2 separate regions of the Homo sapiens genome follow, and region 2 is linked to region 1. A link is a contact called in ENCODE Hi-C or POLR2A ChIA-PET data. All regions are on one chromosome and are shown on one strand. The core of a region is the stretch at or near the end of the contact, and the rest is flanking DNA. Distances in the headings are between cores, read along the strand shown. Region 1 overlaps ST6GAL1 (ST6 beta-galactoside alpha-2,6-sialyltransferase 1). Region 2 overlaps LPP (LIM domain containing preferred translocation partner in lipoma).

Region 1 (5,931 bases), core at 1,872-4,371:
AGCTCCAAGCCATGAAAGATCCACACCCATGACCCAAACACCTCCCAGCAGGCCCCACCTCCAGCACTGGGGGTTACATTTCAACATGAGATTTGGTGGGGACATATATTCAAACCACATCAATCCCTGAGGCCACATTTCCTTGTATGAAAGTAGAAATAATAGCTCTTCTGTCTCTTTCTAAGAACCCTTACGAGGACCAAAGGAAAAAAAAATGTTTTGGCAATAATAAAGTAGCATAGGGATGTAAGGAATATTTTATTAATGATGTATGGTTATGTCCAGAATGGTAGTTCCTAAACTTCACTGCTGTCTGACGGATTTTCAATTATCCTTCTCCTAAAAATTCTCCATTATAATTCTTCAAAAGCAAAATTTCACAAATCATTGGAAAATATATCTTATATACTGTTTACAGTAGCAAAGTATCCAATGCCAAGAAGCAAATTTAATTAAAGATAGGCAAGACTTTTTACTGAAAACTACAAAACACTAGTGAGAGCAATAAAAGATCTAAATAAATGGAGGATATATACCATGCTGATCAACTGAAAGATTCAATTTTGTTAAAATGTCAATTTTCCCCCAAATTGATGGTGATGGCTGATTTTATGTGTCAACTGGACTGCGCCACAGAGTACCCAGATATTTAGTCAAATATTCTGGGTGTTTCAATGAGGTTGTTTTGGATAAAATTAGCACTGGAATCAGCAGGCTGAGTACAGCAGATTGCCCCCTCTCTAACGGTGGGCCTTATCCAATCGGTTAAAGGCCTGAATACAGTAAAACAGGCTGACCTTCCCACAGGTAAGAGGGAGCTCCTCCTGTCTGACTGCCTTGAGCTGGGGCATTGTTTTTGCTGTTGTTGTTTTGGTTTGGTTTGGTTTTGGGGTTTTTTTCCCCCTGCCTTTGGACTCAAACTGAAAGGCCTTAGGCCAACTGGCATTTGCACTAGAACTACGCCATTGGCTTTCCCTGGTTCTCAGGCCTTTGGACTCAGACTGGAACTGCACCATTGCTGCTCCTGGGCCTCCACCTTGCCAGTCGCAGATCTTGGTAATTGTCAGTTTCCATAATTGCATAAGCCATTGTTTTATTTCTCTTACTAATGTTTTATATTCTTCAGTAAAATGTCTTGCCTATCTTTAATTAAACTTGCTTCTTGCATTTGATATTTTGCTACCGTAAATAGTATACAAAATATACTTTCTAATAATTTGTGAACCTGTGCTTTTAAAGAATTATAATGGAGAATTTTCTGGGTAAGGGTAATTATGCACACACACATACATGCTATTGATTCAGAATCATCTGAATCAAGGGACATTTCAGAACCCTTTCTGCTGATACGCCCAGAGTTGAGATTTTACCCAGAAACAGAAACAGACAAATCACACAACTTTCCTCACCCCAAATCCTAAGCAAAGGTAATTGGCACAGACAGGAATTGATGAGATGTTGGCAGAGAGGAGATGCTTAGCGGCAAGAAAGCCACAATGAACCTCCCAGCCAATGCCTCACAGAGTGCAAGGCCATGTAAAAAATGAGGGAAAGAAGTCCTTGGCATTTTCCAGACATAATGACTACATTGACTTTTCCTGAGGGAAAGTTGGACAGACCAGGGAGAGGAATGAGCTGTGCTCAAGGGTCTTTTGGGTCATTTCTTTGCATTTCCTAAAGAATATGTTTTTTACCTTATCATGTAGACAACTTTGATCTGTGCTGCTGAGCATAAAGAAACATTTGATAGCTTCCATAAACCTGACAGTTTGACACTAAGTGTGGGAGGGAAATCACTAAACTAATAAGTATATGAAATATCATCCCTTCTTTGTGGAATTATGAGCTCATTCATCTCCAAAACAAAATTACATTAAAAGCTTCAGACACACGAAAATGTTGATTTGCCTCCCATTTGTTTCAAGATGGCCTTAAACCTAGAATGTGGACTTAAAAATACACCATAACAGAAAATATGGTCAGATCTAACAGCTAATTACAACACCAATATAAGGCAACAAAGCTCTCTCTTTGGTAGAGTAGAAAATAAAGCTAAAAACATTGTTTGTTTGTTTTGTTTTTGGGTTTTTTTTTTTTTTTTGAGACAAAGTCTCACTCTGTTGTCCAGGCTGGAGTGCAGTGGCGTGATCTCGGCTCACTGCAACCTCCGCCTCCCGGGTTCAAGCAATTCTCCTGCCTCAGCCTCCTGAGTAGCTGGGATTACAGGCGCGCGCCACCACACCCGGCTAATTTTTGTATTTTTAGTAGAGACGGGGTTTCACCATGTTGACCAGGCTGGTCTCAAACTCCTGACCTCGTGATCTGCCCGCCTGGGCCTCCCAAAGTGCTGAGATTACAGGAGTGAGCCACTGAGCCCGGCCGTTTGTTTGTTTTTCATTACATATATGGTGGGCCCTTTATGTGCAGGACACTGTGTGAAATGCATTTTCTCACTTAAACCCCTAACATGATGCTGAAGTAGATGCCATAATCCCATTTTACAGATGAAGCTGAAGTCCAGAAAGGTCAGCCATTTGACCAAAGTGGGCCTCCAGAAAGCAATGGAAGTGAGATCCAAACCCAGGTTTACAACAGTTATTGAGCACTACTTATGTGCCAGGCACTGATCTCAGCACTTTTCAAGTATTAACAGATTTAATCCCCACTGCAATATTACAGGGAGACATTGCTGTCACCTGATTTTAGATGAAGAAATGAGGCAGAGAAAGGTAAAATAATTTGTCCAAAGTCACACATCCCTCTGATTCAATGCCTGAGACAGATCTATGTGCAGTGGAGGGTATGGAAAGTGACATGCAGGTCATCCCTTTCCTCGGGCTGTGGACATTTCAGAATGTCCAGGGTTCGGGTAGGAACACTGAGTTCTACCTCGCTTCTGTGCCACTGTGGGAAGTTGAGGCCAAACTTAGTGAAGCCACATGGCCAGCTTGAAACCTGTGGGTCTTCGGGTTTGGCTCTCACCATTCATCTGCAAAGAAAAGCTGTGTAACCCACCTTCTCCCGAGGAAGGCACCTTTCTGCCAACAATGGCCTCACCTGACACTCTGGTCAGTTACACAAGCACTGTTCTAAAAAGCATCTGGGGAAGTACGCACAAATGCATGGCCCATTTCTACTCCAGTTAAATTTAGCAAAACTTTGAGTAAATTTTCACACCCAATGCTGGTGATTAATAGCAAAACAGTTGTGCTCATGTATCACTCATGGCTGGGAAAACAGAAGTGAAACCTTACGAAAATACCTCAGAACAACCAACAATAGTTGAAAAACAGAAAAGAAACATAAATGTGTGGGTGCCTACTGTAGCATCAAATGTAATGCTGAGAAAATTTGGAACAACCTAAATATCTAGCCATAGGAACAAGCAAAATTGTGATCCAGAAGTCCATCGATTGCCTATGAAGCCATTAACAAAAGACATGCACTATAAAGATGAAAAACAATGTTTATAGAAACAAAATAAACTTTTTTTTGAGCCAGAGTCTCGATCTTGTCACCCAGGCTGGAGTGCAATGGCAAAATCTTGGCTCACTGCCACCTCGGCCTCCCGGGTTCAAGCGATTCTCCTGCCTCAGCCTCCCGAGTAGCTGGGATTACGGGCACCTCCACCAAGCCTAGCTAATTTTTTTTTTTTTTTTTTGTATTTTTAGTAGAGATGGGGTTTCACCATGTTGGCCAGGCTGGTCTCGAACTCCTAACCTCAGGTGATCCACCCACCTCAGCCTCCCAAAGTGCTGAGATTACAGACGTGAGCCACCACATCCGGCCCAAAATAAACTTTTGGTCAACACTAAAATTGTAATTCTATTAAAAGCTTGCTTTGCAAACAGACTATGATTACAAGTGACCATTGTTACAAGTGAACAGTAATGTGTCAGGAGGCAGGATACATTTTAAAAATGTATCTTGGCTGGGCACCATGACTCATGCTTATGAATCCCATCACTTTGAGAGGCCAAGGCAGGAAGAATGCTGGAGGCCAGAGGTTCAAGATCCGTCTGGCCAACATACTCTACAAAAATGTTCTTAAAATAGCTCAGTGTGATAGTGCACGCCTATAGTCCCAGCTACTCAGGAGGCTGAGACAGGAGGATCCCAAGCCCACAAGTTCAAGGCTGCAGTGAACTACAATAGCCACTCCAGCCTGGGCAACAGAGGAGGACTCTGTCTCTAAAAAAAATATAAATAAATAAAAGTGTATCTTTACTGCTGTCATAATGTTTGTGAGTAAAACAAGAAAAACAAGTTTAGCACCAAGTTTGTTGCCCCCAGAGCACGCACATGGCCCTCCTACTCCACTTACCCTCCATTAGAATATAGTAGTCTTGGCTGGACACGGTGGCTCATGACTGTAATCCCAGTGCTTTAGGAGGCCAAGACGGGAGGATCATGAGGTCAGGAGATCGAGACCATCCTGGCTAACACGGTGAAACCCCATCTCTACTAAAAATACAAAATTAGCCAGGCGCAGTGGTGCACTCCTGTAGTCCCAGCTACTCGGGAGGCTGAGGCAGGAGAATGGCCTGAACCAGGGAGGCGGAGCTTGCAGTGAGCCGAGATCGTGCCACTGCACTCCAGTCTGGGCTACGGAGTGAGACTCCGTCTCAAAAAAAAAAAAAAAAGAGATTATAGTAGTCTTCCTTCAAGGCGACAAATCCGGGCCTACTTCTTCCCCGGATGTCTTGCCTTAGCATAGGGGACAGAAACACATTTATTCAGCACCCATAATGGCCTGGCCCTGACATAGCTGAGCTGTTCCTATGCATTATCACCTTGAATGACACACACCTTCTACGAGGCGAGTGGTGTTAATGGTCCCACGGCCCTAGACAGAGGCTTACCGCCTAGTGAAAGGATTCCCTTAACTTTCGCATATGCATTTAAAAAGGAGGATTCCCTTTACTTCCCCAGGGCCAGCTGCCTCCACAAGAGCAAGTTTAACAATGGTTTGGAAATAAGATACCCCTGCATTGCCCCCGGGCCCCCTTCCTGGTCGGCTGGCAGTTGGCCACAGTGGGAAGAGGAGGGAGAGGCCAGGATCCAGTTCTGTTGCTTTCCAGCTTCGTGCCCCCCAGGCAAGTTACCTAACCTCTCTGGGCTTCATTTCCTCAACCATTAGATAGTTCTGTAATAAACTTTTCACGTGATTATTGAACTATATGAAATAATATACGTAAAATGCTTAGAACTGGGCTCCACAATGCAACAGCCACTAGCCAGATGTGGCTAGGCCAGATGAGACGTGCTGTAAGTGTAAAAATACACACTGAAGATTTCTTATGGAAAAAGGAATGTAGAAAGTATGATTCGTAATTTTATATTGATTACATGAGAAAGTAAGAGTATTTTGAATATATTGAGTTAAATAAAATACAGTTGATCCTTAAACAGCACAGTTCCATTTATATGCAGATTTTTTCAATAAAAGTTACACTAAGTGTGCCTGTCTCTCCTGCCTCCCCCTCGCCCTCCTTCTACCTCTGCCATTCCTGAAACAAACCCAATCCCTCCTCTTCCTCCTCCTCAGCCTGCTCAATGTGAAGATGATGAGGATGAAGACCTTTATGAGGATCCACTTCCACTTACTAAATAATAAATACATTTTCTCTTTCTTATGATTTTCCTAACATTCTTTTCCCTAGCTTACTTTATTACAAGAATACAGTATATAAAACACATAACATATAAAATATGTGTTCATCAGTTTTTTATGTTATCAGTAAGGCTTCTGGTTAACAGGATATTCGTATTAAGTTTAGGGACCGTCAAAAGTTATACGTGGATTTTCTTTCTTTTTCTTATTTTTCAGAGTCTACTTTCAGAAAATATACATGGACTTTCAACTGCACAGGGAGCTAGTGCCCTTAACCCCTGTGTAGTTCTATGTTGTTTAAATTAATTTCATCTGTT
Region 2 (5,931 bases), core at 2,246-4,745, 1.4 Mb before region 1:
ACTAATACCAATGTCTCAGCGCTAATCAAATTTACAAATCTAACTCACACGAATAATATGTGACATTAAATATTTACACGTTATCTATGTATTATAATTCATAATACAGGTTGGGCGTGGTGGCTCACACCTGTAATCCCAGCATTTTGGGAGTCCGAGGTGGGCGGATCACGAGGTCAGGAGCTGAAGACCAGCCTGACCAACATGGTAAAACCCTGTCTCTACTAAAAATACAAAAATTAGCCAGGCGTGGTGGTGCACGCCTGTAATCCCAGCTACTCAGGAGGCTGAGGCAGAAGAATTGCTTGAACCTGGGAGGCAGAGGTTGCAGTGAGCTGAGATTGTGCCACTGCACTCCAGCCTGGGTGACAGAACGAGACTCTGTCTCAAAATAATAATAATAATAATAGCAATATAAATGTTACTTATTTTTGAGGGGGGAAGACTATGCTGAGCAACAACAGTAGTAAAAAGAGTAAGAAATAAGATCAGATCGATAGCACAGAACCATGATCTAAAGGCACAAGGACAAAGTAGCGAAGAGTGAGATGTACAGTCAGATTGCCTGATTTTAAATCTTGCCTCAGCTACTGACTCACCAGGTATGTGAGCTTAGAAAGTTACTTTCTTTGTGTCTCAGTTTTCTAATCTATAAAACACACTAGATAACAGTCCCTGTCTCATGGAGTTTGTTGTGAGATTATTATAGTTATTACATTTAAAGGACTTGAAAGAGAGCCTAGCATATGGGAAGTGGCTGATAAATGTTAGGCATGATTATTGTGGAAATGAAAACAATAGTATATATTTCTAAAAATTCATGCATTTATAAGTGCTATTCCAAGCCCGTTAGGCTTCTGTGAGGTGGAAGGGAGAATGGAAGAAGGAGAAAGGATGAGGAAAAGAAAAGAAAGAAAAAGAAAGTCAATCAAAAACAAGAGAGAGCCTCTTCAAGGACTATTAATAAGAATTGACCATGCTTGGGGTCTTATATTTAACTCAGCCCAGTGGATCTGGTATACATAAGGGAGAAAGAGCAGAAATATTCATGGAATCATGTCAACAGACGTGCAGTAAAGTAAAAGTTTCAAAACTCCTGGTTCCAAGGACCTCAGAGCTATTGTTGTTGCTTCCAACGTCTTTTGGATTTCCTACCACACAATAAACCAACCTTGACTAGTGTGTCACTTTCTATTTTTTGCTATCTTAGTATAATCTCTGACTACGAAAGGCCCTCAAGTAGAAAAAAGTATCAGAGTTGCTCCATGTTGCTGCAGAAGGCAAAAGATTTAAGAAGGTAGAATACAGTTTAAAAAGACACATTTCTGATTCTAATTCTAAACCAGGTAAATTCCAAGGTTTTTCAGAAAAGCACGTTTCAACAACTCACTAAGATTTTTATGAACATAAAAAGCCTCAGACACACTAAGAAATAGTGCAAAATGCATTTTCTTTACAAATGTTGTTTGGGAGAGGACTACCATTTGCCATATACACAGGCTTACTTGGTTCCTCTCAGTTATAGCACAGGCCACACAAATTTCCAGAGGTGAGATTAGTCCACAGTCTCCTACCCAAGTCCCACTGAACGTCCTAGGCAAAACTGACAGAGATCGTCTTTCTGATTGGTCCCCATATTTAGCCCCACCTTGGTTGCTACAGTAAATGTTAGATAAACTTACCACACTTCAGAATAAATTAACATTTATTTAGATAGATATTTAGATAAAGATATCTAAATATAGATCTTTATCTAAATATAGATATCTAAATATAGATATCTTTATCTAAATATAGATATCTTTATCTAAATATAGATATCTCAATATAGATAGATATTATTATCTATTATGTGTTAGCTTTTGCACGAGTCATCTCAGGTAACCTTCCTAAAAACCCAGGGAAATGAGAATATTATCTCCATTACAAAGACGGGGTGAAGGAAAACTCAAAAGGGAGTTTGTCCACGTTCCCAAACCTCCTAAATGCAAAATCATAACTTGAACCCAAGACGTCTGCCAACAAGTACAATTGTTTTACAACATAACACAAATAGTCCTAATGAACATCCCAAATTTTGAATTACAGAGCCCTAAAGATCCAAATCCTATGACCCTCTTTTTACAATCCAATATAGACCCTGTTATAAAAATTATCTTTATATTTTGAGTTGATAGCTTACAAATTCAACCCACTGATAATGTTGAATAGTTTGAAAACAACCTCCAATCTACTCTTCTATGTGGTTGAGGCTTGGGAATCCACTCTGGCCCCCCAGTACAACAGTAGATAATTTGACACAATCAAATGAGAGTAAATGGTAGTAAACAAAATAGAAATAGCACTGATGGTAAATGAGGAGGCATATGTTCTTGTCCCTACTCTATGGCCATACTGCTATAGAATCCCGGAGAGTCACCTTTTTTTTTTCTTCTAAGATGGAGTCTTGCTGTGTCGCCCAGGCTGGAGTGCAATGGCGCGATCTCGGCTCACTGCAACCTCCACTTCCCGGGTTTTAAGTGATTCTCCTGCATCAGCCTCTGGAGTAGCTGGGATTACATGCCACCATGACAGGTTAATTTTTTTTTTTTTTTTTTTTTTTTGAGGCAGTCTCACTCTGTCGCCCAGGCTGGACTGCTATGGTGTAATCTCTGCTCACTGCAACCTCTGCCTCCTGGATTCAAGTAATTCTCCTGCCTCAGCTTCTTGAGTAGTTGGGATTACAGGCACCTGCCACCATGCCTGACTAATTTTTGTATTTTTAGTAGAGACGGGGTTTCACCATGTTGGGCAGGCTGGTCTCGATCTCCTGACCTCATGATCCTCCCACCTCGGCCTCCCAAAGTGCTGGGATTACAGGCGTGAGCCACCACGCCCAGCCAAGAGTCACTTTTGCTTTGGACCTTATATATGCCCTGTAAAATCAAGTGATTCTCAACCCTGGTTTCACAAAATCATGTGGGAAATTTCTATAAACTACTGATGTGCAGACCCACTGCAAAACAATGAAATCAGAGTCTCTCAAGTTGAAGCCCTGGCATTTGTGTTTTATAAAACTCCCTCCAGGTAAAGCCAGAATTGATTGCATAGATGATCTCTGAGGTTTTTCTCAAGGCTTTCTAAGGTTCTGTATCCAAAGGAATCAGAGTTAGACCACACAGGCCACAAATCACATGTCAGACTTTTTGAAGCCCATACACTTCAAAAAACCTCCTTAATTAAGCCAACTGCTAAAGGAGAGACACCATCTCGTCTCTCACTCGTCCTGTGGTCACCAGCACCTGCTCTTGAGAAAGCAACTACAAAAATGAGAAAAACAGAAGTTCTATAATAGAATCCACATTTCTAGAAAGCTTACAAATGAGGCTTAGAGCTAAAAAGGACATGGAGAAAAGGCAAAAGAAAGCCATGAAAACAATCACGGTCCAATCATTCCCTGGGCAACTCACTCCATTGCCATGTTGAAAACATAGATGTTAGAAACCAAAGGGTTTTTTGAAGAAAGCAGGAGCTGAGTGGGAACTTGGAGAACAACAATGAAAGCAATGCCACAAAGAGAAGCTGACAAGCTCTGGAAGCAGCAAAACATTTTCATCAGTCCGTGAAAAATTAAGGAAATTTGGGGAAATGAGTTTAGAAAAGGAGATTGTTTACAAACAAATAAAAACAAAGAAAAATAAAAACCCACAGAAGCCTTTTGATGGCAATGTAAAACCAGTTACTTCAGAAACTAAAGACAGAGAAGTTAAATGACATACACAGTAACCAACAGGTTACAATGACACTTTTAAAAAGAAAAGGCTGAGATAATCTATGGTCAATTTCATGATGTTTTGACCTTGAGGGCCTGACTGGCACGGCGTCTGGAGAGTGGCAGAAAGAGACACATTTCAGAAAAACTGAAAGTCAAACACCACCTGCTACTTTCACTAGTTCTTCTAGGCCGTGTGAGATTGGAGTGGCAAAATGAAGCTGGGCTCTCATGCTCACTTAAAATGATGGACAACACCAGTGTGTTTATTAAAGAGAGCTGTTTCTAGTCATTTAAGTGGTGTCCCACAAGCCGTAATCAACCAAGCATTGTGGACAAGACTCTCCTGAAATTATTATGCATAGAACACATGTGGCAAGACCGCTGCCTTCAAGCAGACTATGAGAAGGCTCTTACTGAAAAAGAAAAACAGTGGGTGCAAAACTGGCAGAAAACTTCCCCTCCCTGTTAAATGGCATACGGAAGAAACAAATAAAATAATTTATTCTAAGAAGAGAGACCTTAAAAATGATAAAACTGATAGGAAACCATTACATCTATCCTGTATCACAAAAAATGGCCAGGAATTCTTTATCTCATTACCTTGCTGCATATGTTGGAGATGTGTGTGTCTCTGTGTGCCTGTGACTTTCACAGCTTGAGCTATTATATATTTATTTGTTTATAATCTATCAGGAGAGCAAATACTTTGGTCATTGCTTATTCCTGGTCCTAAAACAGTGCCTGGCACATCATGAGTTCCAAACATTGCCTGAATAAATGAATGAATGAATCAATGTCTTTTTTACTTTTTTTTTTTAAATTATACTTTAAGTTCTGGGATACATGTGCAGAACGTGCAGGTTTGTTACATAGGTATACATATGCCACGGTGGTTTGCTGCATCCGTCAACCTGTCATCTACATTAGGTATTTCTCCTAATGCTATCCCTCCCTAGTCTCCCACTGCCCAACAGGCCCCGGTGTGTGATGTTACCCTCCCTGTGTCCATGTGTTCTCATTCTTCAACTCCCAATTATGAGTGAGAACATACGGTGTTTGGTTTTCTGTTCCTGTGTCAGTTTGCTGAGAATGATGGTTTCCAGCTTCATCCATGTCCCTGCAAAGGACATGAACTCATCCTTTTTTATGGCTGCATAGTATTCCATGGTGCATATGTGCCACATTTTCTTTATCCAGTCTACCATTGATGGGCATTTGGGTTGGTTCCAATTCTTTGCTATTGTGAACAGTGCCACAATAAACATATGTGTGTGCATGTGTCTTTATAGTGGAATGATTTATAATCGTTTGGGTATACATCCAGTAATGGGATTGTTGGGTCAAATGGTATTTCTGGTTGTAGATCCTTGAGGAATGACCAGACTGTCTTCTACAATGGTTGAACTAATTTACACTCCCACCAACAGTGTAAAAGCATTCTTATTTCTCCACATCCTCTCCAGCATCTGTTGTTTCCTGACATTTTAATGATCACCACTTTAACTGGCGTGAGATGGTATCTCATTGTGGTTTTGATTTGCATTGCTCTAATGACCAGTGATAGTGAGGTTTTTTTTCCATATTTTGGTTGGCCACATAAATGTCTTCTTCTGAGAAGTGCCTGTTCATATCCTTTGCCCACTTTTTGATGGAGTTGTTTGTTTTTTTCTTGTACATTTGTTTAAGTTCTTTGTAGATTCTGGATATTAGCCCTTTCTCAGATGGACAGATTGCAAAAATTTTCTCCCATTCTGTAGGCTGCCTGTTCACTCTGATGATAGTTTCTTTTGCTGTGTAGAAGCTCTTTAGTTTAATTAGATCCCATTTGTCAATTTTGGCTTTTGTTGGCATTGCTTTTGGTGTTTTAGTCATGAAGTCTTTGCCCATGCCTATGTCCTAAATGGTATTGCCTAGGTTTTCTTCTAGGGTCATTTTTATTTTCTATAATAAATTCATGCTTATATATTTTCTTTCACAAAATCCTAAGAACAATCTAGTTCAAGTATAACAAATGTATTTTCCTATTTAATATGCAATCAACGAGTCGGGCATAACTTTTTCTTTCAAGTTCAAGATTTAAAGGCATTGCTAAAGGTATAAGACTTTTTGGTTTATACTTATAATTTCTCAAAATTTACTTTTATACATACCTCTTATCCTCTTAACATATACATGCA

Evidence for each region. Hi-C counts contacts between places; a loop is a spot of excess contacts on that map. ChIA-PET counts read pairs that join two places held with the same protein, here RNA polymerase II (POLR2A). Pooled maps may share reads with other maps.
Region 2: a loop to region 1 is called in a map with no recorded cell type, with 7 times the contacts of the local background. The contact joins two enhancer-like sites. A Hi-C loop is called at or near these places in 1 of 37 single-sample maps with no recorded cell type and 1 of 50 pooled maps. POLR2A ChIA-PET finds 5 or more read pairs at or near these places in 1 of 52 experiments (CD4-positive, alpha-beta T cell).

The regions. Positions count from the first base shown.
Region 1 is chr3:186,998,126-187,004,056 of GRCh38, reverse strand. All of the region lies in intron 2 of ST6GAL1 (ST6 beta-galactoside alpha-2,6-sialyltransferase 1), which reads right to left. Among named protein-coding and RNA genes, the nearest start is that of ST6GAL1, 71 kb to the right of the region's middle. RefSeq lists enhancers at 2,828-2,947, 3,088-3,137, 3,148-3,367, 3,906-4,796, 4,797-5,687. Within about 2 kb of position 3,121, at least 10 of the 41 ENCODE cell types and tissues checked have a DNase peak (open chromatin) inside an H3K27ac peak, as active enhancers do.
Region 2 is chr3:188,444,280-188,450,210 of GRCh38, reverse strand. All of the region lies in intron 4 of LPP (LIM domain containing preferred translocation partner in lipoma), which reads right to left. Among named protein-coding and RNA genes, the nearest start is that of LPP-AS1, 120 kb to the left of the region's middle. Within about 2 kb of position 3,495, at least 2 of the 41 ENCODE cell types and tissues checked have a DNase peak (open chromatin) inside an H3K27ac peak, as active enhancers do.